Linked DNA regions of Homo sapiens: region 2 is linked to region 1. The links are chromatin loops, found by intact Hi-C in ENCODE. Cell type or tissue: ascending aorta. All regions are shown on one strand. Links, peaks and the distances in the headings refer to the core of each region. The heading gives the core; the rest is flanking DNA. Region 1 holds the start of MOB1B (MOB kinase activator 1B). Region 2 overlaps MOB1B (MOB kinase activator 1B).

Evidence for each region. Hi-C counts contacts between places; a loop is a spot of excess contacts. Peaks named below come from ENCODE experiments on the same cell type or tissue, not always from the same donor. Only the 100,000 strongest peaks of a DNase experiment are listed, where the experiment ranks them.
Region 2: it touches region 1 in a loop (2.7-fold over the local background); 5 of 110 quality-filtered maps call a loop at or near these places.

The regions. Positions count from the first base shown.
Region 1 is chr4:70,898,988-70,904,368 of GRCh38, reverse strand. MOB1B (MOB kinase activator 1B) reads right to left here and starts at 2,000. Exons shown (of 6, transcript NM_173468.4): 1 at 1,819-2,000. The coding sequence starts at 1,832. It overlaps LOC124900711 (a long non-coding RNA gene), which reads left to right and starts at 2,138. Exons shown (of 2, transcript XR_007058132.1): 1 at 2,138-2,420; 2 at 4,652-5,149. RefSeq lists silencers at 1,671-1,720, 2,031-2,180. In ascending aorta, for the core only: a CTCF peak has its summit at 1,980; DNase peaks (open chromatin) are centred at 1,508 and 2,038; H3K4me3 peaks cover 3,036 bases; H3K27ac peaks cover 1,655 bases.
Region 2 is chr4:70,955,133-70,960,513 of GRCh38, reverse strand. MOB1B (MOB kinase activator 1B) reads right to left here. Exons shown (of 6, transcript NM_173468.4): 2 at 1,474-1,640. Among named protein-coding and RNA genes, the nearest start is that of DCK, 36 kb to the left of the region's middle. In ascending aorta, for the core only: no CTCF peak of the experiment used is centred there; no DNase peak of the experiment used is centred there.

The DNA of each region.
Region 1 (5,381 bases), core at 103-5,102:
ATTAGCAATGTAAAATTAAGCTCAAGATGAGAAGCTTCAAGTTGAGATACCTGAATATGGTGATTAGAACTAAAACAAGAAACTGCCCAGGCACGGTGGGCTCACGTCTGTAATCCCAGCACTTTGGGAGATCAAGGCAGGCAGATCACTTGAAATCAGGAGTTCGAGACCAGCCTGGCCAACATGGTGAAACCCCCATCTCTATTAAAAATACAAAAATTAGCCAGGCGTGGTGGCGCGGGCCTGTAGTCCCAGCTACTCAGGAGGCTGAGGCAGGAGAATCGCTTGAACCCGGGAGGCAGAGGTTGCAGTGAGCCGAGATCACGCCACTACACACTCCAGCCTGGTGACAGAGCGGAGACTCCGTCTCAAAAAAAAAAAAAAAAAAAAAAAAGAACTAAAATAAGAAACAAGGACTTTTTTATAAAATCACCCAGTCCTGTCATCTAGCCCTATGCCAATCCGACAAACTCAGAATCAACTTCTAGGAGGAGCCTAAGAAATCCCTTTCCGTTTAAAGGTTTTAGGCAAGTTGACACAAGCCAGGTCCCCTATGCATATTGGAAATATCAAGTCTGCCCCTAGGTCAGCCTTGTTCAGTTTTGCTTAAACACCCTAAAAAAAAAAATTCTAGATGTGAGCATGTGAAAATAAGAGTGAATTAAATTCTCAGTATTCAGACGTCAATGTAATGACTAAAAATTATTAGGCAAGGAAAGAAGAGAAATCTTAAGAAAATATCCTTTAAATGCTAATTTCTCCACAACAGTAAAACAGTATATGGGTGAGTTTCAACTTCTAAGTTTTTTATTAGTTTTCTAAACACAGACTAAACATGGAATGAGTGCATCACAACGAAGCCTTCAAAGGAGTTATTCCTCAGGCTGTAACCCCTGTTTTCAGAGGACCTGAGGCTTATCTACTGCCTCCATATCCACATCTGGCCATCCCATCCTTCTGCCCTTCCCCCTCCACGTTCCCCTCCACTCGTCTGGAACAAACGATAAGTAAGTGAAATAATGACCAGCACTAAACATGACGCCAAAGTTGGCATTTACAAATGATTTTCAAAACAACTCCCCAGTGGACCTAATCAACCTAGGCAGGGCACACTATCCAAAACCTATTTGCTGGTTGTCTAAAAAGATAAAACTCATCCTCTTCAGGGAAGTCCTCTGGGAGGAAGGGCGCCTCTAGGAAGCAAGGGGGCGGCTCCAGACCCCTTTCTCAGGGACCCCCGTCTGTGTCCAAGGGATCCCGACCCGCAAGTAGCCTTGTTTCAGTGTTACATCTACAGAACTTGTCATCCCAACTTCCCAGCCCTAAGACGAGAGAGGAAGTTAAAAGGGTCCTGGGATGACAGGGGAAAGTACGACAGTCTTATCTTCTGTGCTTGGGACCCAGAAAAGAGCAATGGGCAGCCGCGACGGAGCCATTCAACCGAGCACCGCTTGGATACGGATTGTGCAGGCGAGTGGGAGATACCCACGAGAAGCGCACAAACAAGCCCGGGAATGCGAGCGAAGGCAGAGACGGGGGTGATGAAGGAATCCAGGCGCTGGCCCCGGGGTGTGCCGGGGGGGAAGAACCTCCTCAGGGCTGCAGGAGCCCACGAGTACTCGAAGCCCTATGGGGAGGCGGCGGTTAGGTAGTCCGAGCGCTCCGCGCAGTCCCGGGGCCCCGCTTGGTGGTGACGCCGGGCCCCGGGAGCGCTGGGCCAGGAGGGTCGGGACGAGGGCGGGCGACGGGCGGCGGGCGGCGGGCGGGGGCCCAGGTCCACCCGAACAAAGCCGGCGCGTGCGGGGCCTGGCTACTCACAACAAGAAGCTCATGTTGGCCGCGGGGCAGGCTGCAGGCTCGGCGGTCGCGAGGCCTCGGAGCGGCGTGGGCCAGGAAAGAAGAGGAAAGGCGAATGGAACAGGAGACAGGGAGGCGGAGGAGGAGGTGCCGAGAGCCGGCTGCTCGGTGGCCGCAACTAGTTCGGCTCAGCTAGTTCCAATGGCAGGGGGAGGGGGCGGAAGTGGGTAGCGCTCGTCTTGAATCACTCCAGGGGAGGGGAAGGAAAGGGAGGCGGGGCAGGCTCTCCGCGAGCCCCTCCCCAGCTCCCCGCCGCCCCCACCTCACGAGCTCTCGCGATAGCGGTGCAAGCCCACCCCGGCCCTCCGGCTGCGGCATGGGGACTCTCACCTTCTGGTCTCCTCTGCTGCTAGGGACGACGCCCAGCGTGTGCGCCGCGGCTGCCCGGCCCCCCTGTCCACCCGGTTAGGAGTCATGGCAGAGCTCTCGGAGCCGCTCAGCTGGGCTCCAGAGGTCAGGGAGGAAGTGGGCTTCAGCTCGGGGATGTCAAGGTCCCGCAGTGAGGGATGGAATTACCACCGGAGTTAGGCCCACCGTGAGTGTCCGGCCAAGGGCGGTGAAAGGTAATGGCATCTCTCAGTTCACCACGGAACCCAGCATGATAGGGTGGTCATCGGTGTAACCACTTAGGGGGCCAAAGCTTGTAAGCATTCTAATGCACAGAACATCCTAGAAGCTAGAAGCTATTCAGACCCACTTACAAAGGGACTTTTATTCTCACAGGGTTATGGGGCCCAGGGCAAGCCTTTATATTCTGTTTAAGAATCCTTCACATACCTTGAATATGTCACCACAGCATTACCAATTTAGGAGGGAAATACGGGTATCGAAGAGATGTCCGTCTTCTTTACTCACAACACCCATCAAATCTACAAGTTTTCAAAGAGAATCTGAGCAAAACAAATCATGTGCAGATATTAGCTCACCTTTGGCTTATCCCAAAGGGCAGAATACACTTTGAAGTAGGTGCAGATATGAAATGTATTATACTGCATATATGCACTATTATTTGGCACGTTGGTAAAGTGGTAAAAAAAAAAAAAAAAAAAAAAAAAAAAAAAAAAAAAAACGTTTTAGGCCGGGCGCAGTGGCTCATGCCTGTAATCCCAGCACTCTGGGAGGCCGAGGTGGGTGGATCACCTGAGGTCAGGAGTTCAAGACCAGCCAAAGTTCAAGACCATGGCCAAACCCCGTCTCTACTAAAAATACAAAAATTAGCCGGGCATGGTGGCACACACTTGTAATCCCAGCTACTCGGGAGGCTGAGGCAGGAGAATTGCTCCAACCCAGGAAGCAGAGGTTGCAGTGAGCCAAGATCATGCCACTACACTCCAGCCTGGGTGACAGAGTTAGACTCCGTCTCAAAAAAAAAATTTTTTAATAGAAGAAAATACTAGAATCTTGCACTATCTCAGGAACAGCAGAGGTTACTGGAATGAGAAAACTTACAGACTCAAAAGATTACCAGATCAGGATAAATAGCTAATGCATGCAGAGCTTAATACCTAGGTGATAAGTTGATAGGTTCAGCACACCACCATGGCACACACGTTTACCTATGTAACAAACCTGCACGTCCTGCACATGTATCCTGGAACTTCAAATTAAATTAAAAATTTTTTAAAAGATTCCCCAAAAAGAAGAAAGAGGAGGATTTATCTGAATGAAAATAATAGATTTATGGTATAAAACCCTGTGCTCCAAATATTGATATGGTACTGACTTACTGTATAATTCTTTTTTTTTTTTTTTTTTTTGAGACGGAGTCTCACTCTGTCACCCAGGCTGGAGTCCAGTGGTGCAACTTCTGGACTAGGCTCACTGCAACTTCTGCCTCCTGGGTTCAAACAATTCTGCCTCAGCCTCCTAAGTAGCTGGGATTACAGGCCTGTGCCACCACACCTGGCTAATTTTTGAATTTTTAGTAGAGACGGGGTTTTACTATGTTGGCCAGGCTGGTCTCAAACTCCTGACCTCGTGATCTGCCTGCCTTGGCCTCCCAATATGCTGGAATTACAGGCGTGAGCCACCACGCCCAGCCCTGTATGATTCTTGTAAGGGTCTTCTGAAAGTAAGACTTGCATTACCAGATTACTGATTATCTTTGGAAAGAGTGAGTTGACCTGTCATAGCCTCAGTTTTAGCCCATTTAAAATGGGAGCCTTCTATCATTACATGATCTCTAAAATATCTTCCAGTTCTAAAGTTCTCTCCTGCCAGGGGCATCCTTCAAATGACTGGCACACATTTCCAAACTGCTCCCTGATTTGGCTTAGGTAGCCTTAGTTTTGGTCTGACATAATTTAGATGTATCCTGTGACACTGAATAAGGGAAAACTGGCAGAGGAAAGAATCTGCAAAAATACCTTCTGAGTATTTCTTTATCATACCACTAGGAGAGTTGCCTGGAATTAACATCCAATAAAACGTAAATATACTGGTCCTAAATGTGAGGGAGGTGTCAGGTTAATAATATACAATATGATTCCAGGTTAGACTTTAAATCAAATGATGTCTGTCATATAAAATTATTCAGCATATCAAAAACATTGGGAATTTCAGAATCAAAGAGAGTTTATATTCAAATAGATATTTATAATTATCATCTCTTCTGACCAAAATCTAATAACCTTTTGTTTATGAAGCAAGATTATTAAAATTTTTGTTCTATCCAACTTTTCAAAGAATTGAAATTATACTGTAACATGTACAGAATAGAACAGAACATGAGTGGGCATATGCTCTTTAAATATTCATTTGAATAAAGACACATGCACATGTTTGTTTATTGCAGCACTATTTACCGTAGCGAAGACTTGGAACCAACCCAAATGCCCATCAACGAGAGACTGGATAAAGAAAATGTGGCACATATACACCATGGAATACTATGCAACCATAAAAAAGAATTAGTTCATGTCCTTTGCAGGGACATGGATGAAGCTGGAAACCATAATTCTTAGCAAACTAACACAGGAACAGAAAGCAAACACCACATGTTCTCACTCACAAGTGGGAGTTGAACAATGAGAACACATGGACGCAGGGAGGGGAACATCACACATCAGGGCCTGTCGGGGGGTGGGGGGCAAGGGGAAGGAAAGCATTAGGACAAACATCTAATGCATGTGGGGCTTAAAACTTAGATGACAGGTTGATAGGTGCAGCAAACCACCATGGGGGTTGATAGGTACAGCAAACCACCATGGCACATGTATACCTGTGTAACAAACCTGCACTTTCTGCACATGTATCCCAGAACTTAAAGTAAAATTAAAAAAAAAGAGGGAAATGTGTGTGTGTGTGTATGTATATGTATATATATTCATTTGAGGCCTGATGCCATGGCTCACACCTATAATCCCAGCACTTTGGGAGGCCGAGATCGGAGGATTACTTGAAAGCAGGAGTTTGAGATCAGCCTAGTCAACATAGTAAAACCCCCCATCTCTATGAAAAAATAAAAAAAAAAGAATAAATATATTCTAAGTGTATTTTGGCATGCTACACAATCACACTTAACA
Region 2 (5,381 bases), core at 143-5,142, 56 kb before region 1:
ATAATAAGAGGCCATTAAATATAAGAAAAATACTGTTTTGCATTTCCTTAAAGCCTAGACATTTTGTGTATGCTTTCAATGAAATTTCATTTTATTTTTACTAAATTCAAATAAATTTCCTTTAATTATAAAATTCTATTATTACTATTTTTTTCACTAATGTTGAAAAACGCTGAAGCTTTTATTCCTCAACTTTCTCTGGCTTAATTCCCAAGAATATAATTACTATTCATACGTTATTCTCTGTAGGAGTTAAGAACATCTCATAAATATATTTTACTAATTTCATAAGATGACTACTTGATATCTTTTTTTAAAAAATAAGCACAACTGGCCGGGCGTGGTAGCTCACACCTGTAATCCCAGCCCTTTGGGAAGCTGAAGTGGGTGGATCACAAGGTCAGGAGTTCGAGACCAGCCTGACCAACATGGTGAAATCCCATCTCTACTAAAAATACAAAAATTAGCCGGACATGGTGGTGCGTGCCTATAATCCCAGCTACTCAGGAGGCTGAGGCAGAAGAATCGCTTGAACCCAGGAGGCAGAGGTTGGAGTGAGCCGAGATCATGTCACTGGTACTCCAGCCTGGGCGACAGAGCAAGAGTCGATCTCAAAATAAAAATAAAAATAAAAAAAGCACAATTAGACAAATAACTGAGTATGCCACTGAGAAAGGCAATTTAGTATAGTGGTTGACTCTATAGACTCTGAAATTCTATAGCTGTATATTTGATCCCAGGTTCTTCCATTTAATAGCTATATGACCTAGGCAAGTTACTAATTGTCTCAACTTAATCTATTAAACCGAAATAATAATCATACCTACATCATAAGGTTATAAAGATAAAATAAAATCATCCACGTAGAAAGGAGAGTGGTATGTCTATACAGTGTTTGACACATGAAAAATTATTATAATGAAGATAGTAAATCTATGCTTTGTATTAAAATAGGAAACAAGATTTCATAAAATTCCATATTCAGAAATAAAATAACAAGGACTGGATGTGGTGACTAGTGCCTGTAATCCTAGCACCGTGAAAGGCTGAGATAGAAGGATCACTTGAGGTCAGGAGTTCAAGACAATCCTGGACAACATAGTGAGAACTCCATCTCTACTAAAACATGTTTGTAAATGAGCCAGGCAGGGTGGTATGTGCCTACAGTCCCAGCTACGCTAGAGGCTGAGGGTGGGAGGACTGCTTGAGCCCAGGAGTTCAAGGCTGCAGTCAGCCATAACTGAGCCACTGTACTCCAGCCTTCCAGCCTGGGTGACTGAGTGAGACCCTGTCTCAAAAAGTAATAATAATAAAGTAAATAAAGTAACATGAAGGTTAAAGTTAGATTGAGATATCACTCTTTTATGATATTAGCTTACTAACTAAATCCTAGAATGGACAGCACCAACACTCACCAACAATGAGGCTATTACCCTAATTCACAGGCTACTGAGAAATAAAAAGGCTACTTACTGTTAACTGCAACCCATTCATTGAGATCTTCCCCTTCAGGAAGCATGACAGCCATCCGAAGGTTGCCACTGCCAAGTGTGGCTTCTGCGTGTTTTAAGAGCTCATACTGGTGAGAACCCTCTGGAATGTTCTTCTTTGGTTTAAAAGTTTTAGAAGAGCGACTACCACTATGAATAGAAAAGAAAAAAAAAGGGTTTAATATTTAAGGCATGACATTCAATAGAGTCATTCACCAAGCATTAGACCTAAACTGTATTGGCTTAAATCCCAGCAATAGAATTGCTGTAACTACTGTGCTCTCCATCCAAAACTCCTACAAACTTTCTCTGCTGTGTCTAGTTAACTCACAAAAAGAAAAATTTTTAAGCTGTAACTAACACCTCTTCTCAATAAATTAATGAAAAAACAAAAAAGTACTTCCATGATGTTTTAGTTATTGTATTCCTTTCACTCCTATTCTAAGTCTCTCATTCTAATAAAATAAATTTGTTTCCTTCTTAAAAGAAATATAGAGATACAATTTGATATCAATAAAACATAAAAATCCTGGAACAAGAAAAAAAAGCTACATGTTCAGCCAGGCACAGTGGCTCACACCTGTAATCCCAGCACTTTGAGGCAGAGGTAGGCGGATTACCCAAGGGTCAGGAGTTGGAGACCAGCCTGGTCAACATGGCGAAACCCCATCTCTACTAAAAATGCAAAAAAATTAGCCAGGCATGGTGGCGGGTCCTTGTAATCCCAGCCACTCAGGAGGCTGAGGCAGGAGAATCGCTTGAACTCGGGAGGCAGAGGTTGTGGTGACCCAAGATTGTGCCACTGCACTCTAGCCTGGGCGGCAGAGTGAGATTCCGTCTCAAAAAAAAAAAAAAGAAAGAAAAGAAAAGCTACATGTTTTTCTACCCAATTATAGGAAGTATCAGTAATCAATTTTAGTCCAGAATTCTGGTTAAGCAGTTAAGTAGCTAGACATTCGTGTGGCTGGTTTGCTCCAATTTCTGAATGCTTAAGCACACACAGAGACACAGACACAAACACACACAGCCTATGTGTATGTGTATATATACACATAAATATTTTTTAATGGATCAACTGAAACTAGGCTTCAAGGTGGTTTTAATAGTTTTTAAGAGAGCTGGGCACCTCTAGTTCCAGCTACTCAAGAGGCTGAGGTGGAAGGATCCCTTGAGGTTGTAGTGCACTATGATCACACCTGTGAATAGACACAGCACTCCCCCTTGGGCAACATAGCAAGACCCCCATCTCTTGAAAAAAAAAAAAAAAAAATAAGGCAGGGAGCTGAGTGTGGTGACTTACACTGGTAATCCCAGCTACTTGGGAGGCCAGAGGCAGGAGGATTGCATCAGGCCAGGAGTTCGAGACCAGCCTGGGCAATGCATGAGACTCCCTCCATCTCTAAAAAAATGTTTAAAAATTAAGCCAGGTGTGATGGTGCAGCCCGTAGTCCCAGCTAGGGACTAAGGAGGCTGAAGCCAAAGGATAGCTTAAGCCCAAAGAGTTCAAGACTGCAGTGAGCAATGATCATGCCACTCTACTCCAGCCTGGGCAACAGAATGAGGCCTGCCTCTTTAAAAAAAAAAAAAAAGAGAGAGAGAGCGAGCGATTTTTAAATCTTCTGTTAATACTAGCAAATTTTTATCAAATTAGGGGTCACCCCTGTCCATTATTCTCCTTCACTTCTCATGAAAAGGAACAGACTGGAAAAAAAGAGGCTGGAGAAGTGGGAACTTTTTTTTTTCTGTTTTTTTTTTTTTTTTTTTGAGACATAGTCTCGCTCTGTCACCCAGGCTGGAGTGCAGAGGCACGATCTCAGCTCGAGAAGTGGGAAAACTTTAATGTTATTAAATTCACATCATCAAAAACATCTAGGCATTTGAACATATGAATACGGAAGTGGAATTCCAAAAAAAAAAAAAAAACACATAAACAATGGTTACACTTTCCAAACTCTCCAAAGCTTTTCACTCTACCTCCTCTCAACTTTACACCCCCAACCCCAATCCCTCCCTCTTTCCCTAAGATAAACCAGTAGTTCTCAACCCCTGGCTGCATTACTATAATCATCTGAGGAGCTGTCAAAAAGTACTGAGGATCTTGAAATAAAGTAAGAATCTATCAGTCAACCTGAATATACAATTCAAGTAACAGGTATTTTTCATTCTAAAGTACTAGCATTCTCATTTAAATGTAGGTCTCTCCATAGGTGTTTAATTAGAATTAAACCGATGTTCCTCATAACACACACCCTCTCCTATCTCTACTCAACAGCAAAAGGATCACTTTAAAAACACTCATCACAGGGCTGAGCACAGTGGCCCACACCTATAATCCCAGCACTTTGGGAGGTCGAGGCGGGCAGATTGCTTGAGCCCAGGCCAATCTGGGCAACATGGTGAAACTGTCTCTACAAAAAATACAAAACTTAACCAAGTGTGGTGGTGCATGCTTGTAACCCCAGCTACTCAGGAGGCTGAGATGGGAAGATCACTTGAGCCCAGGAAGTCAAGGCTACAGTGAACCAAGATCACGCCACTGCTTTCCAGCCTGGGTGATAGAGCAAAACCCTGTCCAGAAAAATAAAAATAAAAAATTGACCCAGCACAGTGGCTCTTCCCTGTAATACCAGCACTTTGGGAGGCCGAGGTGGGAGGATCGCCTGAACCTAGGAGTTCAAGACAAATCTGGGCAACACAGTGGGGCTCCCTCTCTAAAAAATATATTTAAAATTTTTTTTCAACCAGAGAATCAGGAGCTAAAAGAAAAAAATTTAAAAATAAAAACACTCATTAGATTATGATACATCTCTGCTTAGAACAACTCAGCGACTTTCCAGTGCAAAAGTGTAAATCCAAAGGTCAAATATTAGATATAGTCAAGCTCTAGGCCCACACTAGAGTGCAGAAATTCTTCAGTTTAATGAGACAATGTAATAAACACCAAATTTGCTCCCAGCATCTCTAAAATATAATTATAAAAATATAAATGTTAGGTATGGCAGTACACGCCTGTAGTCCCAACTACTGGGAAAGCTGAGGCAGAAGCATTGCTAGAGGGCAGCAGTTTGAGACTAGCCTAGGCAACACAGTGAGGCTCTGCCTCCAAAAAATAAAAATAAAATGAAATTTAAAAATTTATTTATATAAATATAAATGGTAATAATATAAATAGACATATGCCTACCAAGCTTGAAACTTACTTCATTTTCCTCTTTCTAACCCTTTATCAAAATTTTGCATAAGACACATACTTCACTGGGCGCAGTGGCTCCCACCTGTAATCCCAGAACTTTGGGAGGCTGAGGCAGGTGGATCACCTGAGGTTGGGAGTTCAAGAACAGTCTGGCCAACATGGTGAAACCCTGTCTCTACTAAAAATACAAAAATTAGCTGGGCATGGTGGTGCGCACCTATAATCCCAGCTACTCTGGAGGCTGAGGCAGGAGAATCGCTTGAACCCAGGAGGCGGGGGTTGCAGTGAGCCGAGATCACGCCATTGCACTCCAGCCTGGATGACAAAGCAAGACATCGTCTCCCAAAAAAAAAAAAAAAAAAAAAAGGACACATACTTCACAAACATATTTTACAAAAAAGACATTTTACTAATTTATGTGTGATTAATTAGGAAAAGAGGTCTCCTATAACTAATGTGGTGCAAATCTTCAGACAAAGTGTTAAGTATATTTCCTTTAATTAGCACACGGCTGAGATGGCTGCAGCAACTGAAGATGTGACAAGCAGCTCTGAAAATGGCTGGCAAGAGTACATGAGAACTACAAGGACCTCAGCTGTGTCTGCACTCAGGTAAGTCCGAGCCTCACCTCCCCCAGAGTCATCTACTAATCAAACCACTCTGCCCCGACGTTTTAGGCTTCCAATGTTTTCTTGATC